2 separate regions of the Homo sapiens genome follow, and region 2 is linked to region 1. A link is a contact called in ENCODE Hi-C or POLR2A ChIA-PET data. All regions are on one chromosome and are shown on one strand. Each heading gives the region's core, a stretch centred on a gene start or an enhancer-like site at or near the end of the contact. The rest is flanking DNA. Distances are from core to core; before and after follow the strand shown. Region 1 holds the start of MEIS2 (Meis homeobox 2). Region 2 overlaps CDIN1 (CDAN1 interacting nuclease 1).

What was found. Hi-C counts contacts between places; a loop is a spot of excess contacts on that map. ChIA-PET counts read pairs that join two places held with the same protein, here RNA polymerase II (POLR2A). Pooled maps may share reads with other maps.
Region 2: a loop to region 1 is called in a map of transverse colon, with 4 times the contacts of the local background. The contact joins the enhancer-like site here to the promoter of MEIS2 in region 1. A Hi-C loop is called at or near these places in 12 of 168 maps with a recorded cell type or tissue (PC-3, Right ventricle myocardium inferior, ascending aorta and 6 more), 1 of 37 single-sample maps with no recorded cell type and 18 of 50 pooled maps. POLR2A ChIA-PET finds 5 or more read pairs at or near these places in 3 of 52 experiments (AG04449, AG04450 and K562).

Annotation. Positions count from the first base shown.
Region 1 is chr15:37,098,656-37,103,318 of GRCh38, reverse strand. MEIS2 (Meis homeobox 2) reads left to right here and starts at 2,770. Exons shown (of 12, transcript NM_170675.5): 1 at 2,770-3,864. The coding sequence starts at 3,853. LOC124903465 (a long non-coding RNA gene) reads right to left here and starts at 4,071. Exons shown (of 2, transcript XR_007064581.1): 1 at 3,890-4,071; 2 at 1-3,518. RefSeq lists silencers at 1,400-1,539, 3,989-4,048, 4,199-4,398 and enhancers at 2,240-2,519, 2,770-2,929.
Region 2 is chr15:36,599,565-36,604,227 of GRCh38, reverse strand. All of the region lies in intron 1 of CDIN1 (CDAN1 interacting nuclease 1), which reads right to left. Among named protein-coding and RNA genes, the nearest start is that of CDIN1, 22 kb to the right of the region's middle. Within about 2 kb of position 2,472, at least 8 of the 41 ENCODE cell types and tissues checked have a DNase peak (open chromatin) inside an H3K27ac peak, as active enhancers do; they include ascending aorta, heart right ventricle and transverse colon, where a contact is called at or near this core.

The DNA of each region.
Region 1 (4,663 bases), core at 1,521-4,020:
TTTTTCTAAAAATGCGACTTAAGTTTTTCTAAATGAAAGCTATAGAGATGCTAACTCACTTTACAGTATCACTATAAAAACAGAAAAAGAAACAGAAGGTAGCAATGTTGAATGTTTAAACCCTGCAAGGCAGAGGTTCCGCATGAAGTTGATCTTTACAAAAAAAGGTTTATCAAGGACACTGAGGAATTTCTTTTAAAAAGAAACGTAACTGGCACTTATTGAACAAGACATTTAAAACAACAATAATCCTATTGGCGACGATAAACTTAAATTCTTAAATTGAATTTAAGAATAATTAGAAGAGTAAAAACTGAGTACAAATTTCTCAGCCAGCGGCGCTGCACCGGGAACTTGGACCCACCAACATCAACAGCTTTGCAAAGTCGAAAACGCTCCGCAGCGTTTTTGTTTTTTTCCCCTCCCCACCCCGCCGCACTCTCAAACCTCCCGGTCCCGGCTAAACTGAATTCGCGTAACTGTCGATTGAAATAAAATTCTGGAGACCAACTTTTTCTTTTCTCTTTCATCTTCTTTTCTTTTTTACTCACCTTCTCTTAAATGTCGACGAGCAACTCAGCAACAAATAAGGATACTTTTAATCTTGGAGTTCTTCTAGGAAAAAAAAGAGGACGTGGAGGAAGTACCCTCCCCCCAACCTTCAGATTTCCTACCCGTCGGCTCTAGCAGGCTTGAAGCCCGGCAAAAAAGAGTGGCTGAAAACCTGGGCTACACTCTCCTCCCTGAAGCTCCGTGAGTCTGGCCGTCCCTGCTCGGGCCATTGGGCAGAAACCTCGCGGCCCGCAGCCCCTCTCCCTGGCGTCGCGCTATCCGCGCCTCTGCCAGCCCCTTCGCACTATCTTTCTTTATATGTGAGGGCCGATTTCCCGCAGACATCATTGTTATGATGGCTCATTTAATCAAACTGTTTAATTGCTCTGGTAATCACTATCATCATCACAGGTGCTCAATCATTCATCATTTTTGGAGGGCTTTATTGACCTCCGGAGTTCATTCCTCAGCCCTATTAAAACGAGGCCAAATTTCTCCGACTCCGCTTGGAGTCTCTGCAGGCTGCAATCTTAGCCTAGTTTCTGTTGCTCGAAAGCTTACAGTGAAGCAGGGAACATGGAACGGGGGCCAAAAAAAAGAGCCCTCCCACCCGCCCTCCTCCCCGCTCTCTCTCGCTCTCTCTCTCTCTCTCTCACACACAACACACACACAGAGTACTTTATTCTCTCTAATCAACCTCCCCCATCCCACCCTCCCTCCGCGGGAAAGTCGGTTAGACGCGGCTCGCGGAAGACACTACTCTCCACTTCTCAGAATGGGTTCAAAGTTGGGGAGGGATGCGGCTGTTGGAGAACAACAGTCCGCTTTCCACTCTCTGGGCCAGGGACTGGGAGGGCGAGAGCGAGAAGTTGGGGAGAGGACGCGCTTCCAGCGCCTGTCCGCCCGGCCGCGCCACAAGGGGCCGAGGGGCATGGGGGCTGCTGGGCGGCAAGGCTTGCGCGGGGTGACCGTGGCTCCGCCCCCAACTCCGGGCTCGTAGTGATTGACGCGCGGCCGCCGGGAAACCAGCCGCGCAGAGGTGAAGCCTGGTGCAGCTCGGGCCAGGGAGGACAGGGCACCGGCCACAACTAGTTTCCACCCAAACGGTGTGGGGTAGTTCCCTTCGTTTCCTTTTCCTTTTTGGAAAAGTTCTTTCGGAGCTGGCCCCATCTCCCTGACCCCGCGAAATCGCCCCTGTGTAATTAACACAGCCATTAGCAGGCGTTACCGCGGCCCGCCGCTGCGCCTCGGGCGACCACAACAAAGCTGGGCTGTGAGCGCCGGCCACTCCTCCTCGCCCGGCAACTTCTTTCTCCCCCACTCTCTCCGTCTTTTCCTCCTGTGCTTCCCAGCTCTGAGTGAGATCCACTTTGGAGACGCACACTAGTCGCGCGCGCGCACGGGCGCGCGGGCGCGCGCGCGCACACACACACACACACACACACACACACACACACACACACGCCTTTGGCTACATCGGACCCAGATGACTGCCTCCTCACTTCCTCCCTCCCGATTCCGCCGCGGCCCCCAAAGACTCTCGGGGTGGCCCCTTGTCCGCACCGCTTGGAGGGAGTGTGCTCTGAGTTAAGCTGGTCTCTTCTGGTCCTGGAAAAAAATGAGTATTGACAAGGTTGCTGGATCTGCGCAGAAAAGAAAGTGCCACTTAATAAAAAATTTAGCCCGGCAGTGGTACCGTCTGCAGAGCTTGCTGCCCTTGGACGTTAGCAGGAAGCCTTCGGGGTGCTGTAATCGGCGGGCAGAGGAGAGGGAGGCCGCGGAATTAAAAGGAACAAAAGCTAGAGCGCCATGCCAAACGTCCCCGGCAAGACCCAGTTAGGCAGGAGCCGGGAGTGATGGGAAAATGAACTAGAAGTAAGTTTTTTTTTTTTTTTAAATGAAAAGATCTGAGGCGGTACCGTACTTTCCCTGTGGTTTTCTGCAGTTTTCCTCTCTGCGCTCTCCCTGTCCTCTTCTCTCTCCCCCTCTCCCTCTCTCCCTGTTCGCGCGCGCGCGCGCGCAACACACACGCGCGCACGCACACACATACACACACACTCACACACACAGACACACTCTCCTTTTCCTCCCCCCCGCCGTCCCCCATCCCCGTGGAGGAGCAGGCTTGCTGATTTGCTCGGGTCCGCCCGGCTCGAGCCTCCCCTCCCCCTCCCGCCCCCCCGCCTCCCCCACCCCCCCAGCCGGGGCTGTCCGATCGCACTCGTTGCATATCAGAGGCTCGGCGCGGCGCGCTCCTCCTCGCTCCCGCTCCCCACTCCCGGGATGTGTCTCCGCCGTACGACGGGCTATGGCCACCACGACTTCCGGGTTCCGTCATTTCGTTCTCCCGCCGCCGACCCGCGCCGCCAAACTGAGGCTCTTCAATAAGCCAGGCAGCAGCCAACCTGCCAACACCTACTGACACTCACTCATCTCCCAGAGAGAGAAAGAGAGCGAGAGAGAGCGAGCGCGAGAGAGCGAGCGCGAGTGAGAGCGAGCGAGCGAGCGAGAAAGAGAGAGAGGGAGAGACAAAATACCTACCAGGAAAGGGGGGGAGGAAGTCCAATTTTTGCAAACTATTCATTTTTTTTTCTTGATTTTTCTCACTGCTTTCTTTGAACAATACTTTAAAGAGAGAGGATCGTATTATAGATACCGCGGGGGCAAAGCTAAAAAAGGGGGGAGGGGGGAGGAAAAAATTCAAGAAGCAGAAACCCCTCGCGGAGTTTTACTGGAAGAAAAAAACGGGTCTGAAAGATTCCTCCTCTTCATCATCATCAACCATCATTCATTCACTACCTTGACATTCCGGGCTTTGATTGACAGCTGGAGTGGCAAAAAGCCATGAAACACGACAGTTCGGTTACATGTGGGCTGCTGACGGGCCGCTCGTAACCTTCAGTTCGGGGGCTTGACAATTTTTTTCTTCTTTTTCTTCTTTTTCTTTTCTTTCTTTTTTTTTCCAACTGAGGGGAAGAGAAGAGAAAGAGGGGGAAAGGAGGACCGAAGAGGAGGAGGAGGGGAGGGGGGAGGAGGAGGAGGTGGAGGAGGAGGAGGAAGATCAGGAGGAGGAGGAAGAAGAGGAAAAAAGAGAAAAAGAAGAAATATCACAGAAAAAAAAATTCTTCGTTGTCTAGACTGGGCTTTTTTTCCCCCCTAAAAAATAGCATATTGGAGAATTGGGAGAAGTCTCTTTGGTTTGGAAAAAAAAAAAAGGAATCTTCAGCCTAGATCACTTTCTTATCCGGACTGGGATATTAAATATACGACACATCCAGGAGTTTATTGGAGCGCAGACTGATGGCGCAAAGGGTAGGTTTAAATCTCCAACACTTACCTAGATATAAATCCTCTCCTAAGAGGGGCCTGTCCCGATGCCTCCTCTCCCTTCAACGCTTCTGCTGCTGCTCGCTGCTTGATGATGGCGGCCAGTATTTTAAAAAATAGCAAAATTATTCATCGGCTTCTTTCCCTCCCGTGCCTCTGCGTGTGTGCGAGTGTGTGTGCGTGCGTGTGTGCGTGTCTGGGCGCGCGTGTTCCAGCGCTGTGCGAGCGGGCGGGCGGCGAGTGCGTGTGAGTGGTGTGTGTGTGTGCGTGTGCAATCGTTACACGCTTTCGCCTCGCTCCAGCTTTTACCCCAGCAGCGCGATTCCCCCGGTTCTCCTGCTGCCGCTGCTGCGCCGCTGCCGCCGTGGCTCGCGCGGCTCGGGGCGGGCACGGGCTGCGTAGGAGCCGCCGCCGGGGCCGCCGCTGGGGCCGCGCTGCCGCAGCCGCTGCGCCGCCGCCTAGACTACTAGCCTGGGCTGCTTGTTTTGTCTCTGAAATTGACAAGGACGCAGGGAATCCGCTGCTAAATAATGTTTCTGGTAACTTTCACGTTATTCGCCCCCCCACCCTCCGCTCCCTGCCCCCGGGGAGGCACTGGCCCTAGTCTTTCCTAGTCCTCGGCGTTCTCGTGCTGATTATTAGCGTTTTTCTTCTCTTTATTTTGTTTCATTTCGCCTTTTGATTTATTGGATCCTCAGAGGAGGCGAAGGGGGGTTAGGGGTGGGATCCGGGGCTTCCTCCTCACACTAACTCCACTTCTCCCTCCGTTGGCTCGCTACGGTTC
Region 2 (4,663 bases), core at 1,223-3,722, 500 kb after region 1:
ATGCTGCTACTGAATTTAGCATTTGCATGTGTCAAGTGCACATAGTGGTGTGTAACTCCCCTCTTCAGGGTGGAACCAAGCATTGAAGCAGAAGGCAAGCTGCCCAATTTTAAGATCACACCCGAACTGGTCCTTTCAGCCCCACATATTCCAAAGGTTTTAACATCTGTAGCAGAAAATCTGTCTTCCAATAACATTTTGTTGAAACAGCTTTAAAACCAGATATATAATTACTGATCATGAAATAGTGTTTACCTACACTTAGTTACTAAAAGTCCTATCTCTATGATTTAAATATTACCAAAAAAAAAGTTTAACCAATTTGCAGCAAACCAAGGCATCTATTAATATCTCACAAATGCAGTTTTTAAAATAATGTTTAATGTTGCCTCCCTACCACAGAAACTGTGCTAAATAAATGGACAATAACTCTTTTTTCAGGGTTCTCTGTTTTACTCAGCCTTTTGTAGTGATTCCTCCAACTCTACAGTAAGTATAAGTCCCTTCCAAAGACAAGGAAGAATTTTACCTCTTTATTCTGATAAAAAGCATGAGTTTCAATGATATAATAGGAGAGTAGGAGCTTATATGATACAGAAAGAAACACAGGAAGAAAATAAAAATAAATAGCAAATAAGTTTCATCCTATTTCAAACCCTATCCCAAATAGAGGCCTAAAGAAGTATCTCCAACCCCCTCCATCACTACCACCAGAAAAAGGAGAAAGTTTTATGAAAATGCTTTGTAAGCTATAGGATAAAATTCAAAAATTACTATAGTCTCCCTTTCTAAGCAAATAAGAAATGCTTTAAAATGTAACTGAAAATCCTAAATTGAGCTACCACTCTGGTTTTCAAGGATTAACTGCCTAGTTAGATTATCTAACCCTTTACTTTTCTTCTTCCTCTAAGAAGCCTGCCTTATAAACAACCACCAGAGAGACGGGTAACGGAAACAGGTTAGTTAAAGGGAATGTGTCTTTAGCTTCTGAGTAGTCAGTCTACATTTGGGGAGCACAGAGAAAAGGTGGGCATAAAATAAGGGCTAATAGTTAAGGAAGGAGAGTCTGCACTTACTAAGTACAAGGATAAAGTAACAAAATAAACTTTTTCAGCTAAAAGAAGGAGCTAATTTACTCACATTATCTTTGGCCAAAGTAATAATCCCAGAGGAGTGTGATTTGTATATTTAGCACCAATGATGCTGCCATGGCTCAAAAACACAACTTACCTTTTTTTTTTTTTGAGACGGAGTCTCTGTCACCCAGGCTGGAGTGCAGAGGCATGATCTCGGCTCACTGCAAGCTCTGCCTCCCGCATTCACGCCGTTCTCCTGCCTAAGCCTCCCAAGTAGCTGGGACTACAGGTGCCTGCCACCACGCCTGGCTCATTTTTTGTATATATATTTTTTTTTAGTAGAGACGGGGTTTCACCGTGTTAGCTAGGATGGCTCGAGCCTCGATCTCCTGACCTCGTGATCTGCCCGCCTCGGCCTCCCAAAGTGCTGGGATTACAGGCGTGAGCCACTGCGCCCAGCCCAACTTATCTTTAAGAATCACTTTAGAACCACTTTACCAGTTACACAAGAAAACCAACTTCACAGTCACATCTCACATCTCACCAAAATACAGGGTGGCCACCACGTCTAGAAACACAGATAAATACAATAAAGGATTTATTGTTATTGAATTATAACACATGGCAAAATAATTATGTCTCTAGAATTTATGGTCACCTAGTAACATCAGCCCCCTTATTTTTCAAACTTAATAATGCCTTTTGTCTCCATTCTCAAAAGTACCAAAGACACTGTGTCACACACTCCAAAAATACTTGCCAAAAGAGAAGTCCCAAAAGTGTTTTTGCTATCATTACAATGTGTCCGCAGTAGGAAATAGTATTCATTATAGCACTTTTAAAACTGTGAGCCATTAATTTATAGTTGCAATACATGTGAGGGAAAATAAAAGTTTGGTTATTGGAGGACATTAGAAGAGTTAAGTAGAAGACAAGATGCAGGCGCTGATAGCCTGGCAGGCACAGGGCACACCACCAACCAAAACCATCAGCCCCTTCCACTGGAGTGGCTGGAAGCGTTCACGCTGAGCACATACGCTTAAGAATTCACAGTAAGTGAAATTCAAACTCTTTCCCTCTTACTGTTACATAATAATTTTTCAACACCCTAACAAGATTTTTCATGTCTTCCTAATCCCAATTAGGAATAATAGTAGCTTTATCACTATGAATACAAAAAAAAATTGAGAGCTGCTATCGATAAAACCCTGAGTGTTTTGGTGTATGGTGCAAGTTAATGATTCAGTGATGCTATGATCGTGTCAGGTTCATGACGAATTTTCAGAGAGCAGCCCAGAAAAGTCAATCAGCACTGCTGTCTATTTTTATGATGCTGGAGGCAGTACAATGGTAGAGCTCACTAGCACTGTGTGCCAGGCAGGACACGAGGATTTTACTCATACGGTTAGGAATTCCAGTCCCAGAGAAGGCCAAAAGCAAAGGTCTAATGTAGACAGTTAAGATAAAGCAGCTTAGCTTGAAGAGGAAGCTAAAAATGTTCTGCTTTGGAAACTGCCATATTTGTGACCTCATGGCAGACTGAGAAAACCAAAGAGCTCCAGAAATCACACAAGTAGTTAGTTCACTGGGGTTTTACAATGCCCTGTGGCTGCTCAGTTGTGAATCCCCTGAAAAAACAAGTTCATGAGGTTTAATAATAGGTGACAGATCACCTCAGTAGGTCGTTTTGCAAAAATATCCATGCCAAAGACCACAGAGGTACCTGTTGGACATGGTCAAGGGTGGTAAGTATTACACTAGTCTCCATCTGAATCATGTAAGCTACAAGCCTAAGACTACGAAAAGAAAATGGGGTATAGAAAAAGGACAAATCTCCAATCACAAATCTACCTTGATTCCAGCCACTAAAATTTCACATAAAGGTCCCTTTTCAGTCCAAGTTACCCCGTGCTGAAGGGTAGGACAGTTACACATCGTACCTAGTCTCAACCCCTAATGAAATCCCAGTTGGTAAAGTCATTCACATTCTAAAAGGGAACCAACTCCTCACACTGCAGAATGTTAGCACTGCACAATAATCCACAGTTAAGTAAACTCTGAAAGGAACCTTTTACTTTTTTTTTTTTGATACCCCTACTTGGGACATCAAAACACTGTAGCATTACTTCCTAAAAATAATAGAAATTATGTTGAATCACATGAAACAAATTTACTCTCACTCACGAATAAAAGTCAATCACTAACTTAGAATTAACCATTGAAATAGGAAAAATGACATAAAAATGGATTGAAAAGTCTATCTACAAATGTTAAGGTTAGCATTCATCTAGGATCCATTTCTTTTGTCCAGTTTTACATCAAAGTTTCATAAACTACTGAAAACTATACTTTGATGGAAAACATGCCTCCAATACTAGTTCTCCTGGTATAAATGGTCCCAGAATTTATGTCTTTGACATGTGGCCACGGATTTTCACACTGCCACCAAAGTATTCAGTTAATATACAAATTTCTACTAAACCAAGCCATAAACAAATCTTTAACTGAAAAGCTCTGTCTACTCGTTTATAATCTGTTACCTGGAAAAAAAGCAGAAGGTCTCTCTAGCCACCTAATCACCATATCAATGACACATGCCACAAGAGAGAAGCACTAGTTTATTTGATTGATCATGGTAGATAAACTCCAAATAACAGAGAAATTAACAAATGCTTGACATTTGCTCAACATCCATTATTCTGACACTGCTTTCAGAATTTCAAAGCCTGGGAGTATGCTTAATCAACATTCATATTCCCTCGTGAACTACAGGCACCATATTGCACCCCGCCTTCATACTGATGAAAACTGCATATTGGCCATTTCCAAAATGTTCTGGGACTCCACACAGGGCCCCTTTTCTCCCTTGTTCCTGCTCTGCAGTTTTCTTTTAAACACTTCCAAGACAAAAGCATCTGCCAGTTTTTCTCTCTAGGGATGTATGCAAAATGAACTTAACAGTTTTAAGGCAGGAGTAACCCTCACATCTAAATTCATTCATAGGACAGAAAAGGGCCTAAGAGGCCTCTCCAGGGACAAAACCCTGCTGAAATTCTCCCCACACACAACAGTGGGAGCTTTATAAAATCTAAGTCCAGACAATTTCCAATTCAAATGCCCAACATAGCATGACCTTTGTCAGATCTCTGAGCCCAAGATGCACCCATGATTTTTTATTCTAACCAGCACAGACATTAGACAGGGCACTATTGCTAAGCAGGAGGTTCAATATTTGCATGCTCTTCTATTGTGAAAATGTAACAGTGACAGCACTGTGTCAAATTCTTTTCCCTCTAGAACTTTAACTCCATAGGAGAGGCATGGCTGACAGATGACTCCCCAACATCTGTGTTATGTACACTGCACAGCTGAGGAGCCCTGGATCACTGTCAGAACATCGTGGAGCTGACCTGCACCTTTCTTATGCCTTCTTCTTATCCCTGCCCCAACCCACAAATATATAAATATCTATAATACAAATAGTGCAATTTTTAACAAAATATAAAGATGGCAAGACAGATTAACATAATTTAGTCATTAAGCTGTTCACGTAGCAGCTCAACATATGTTGTATAAATGTCCTATAC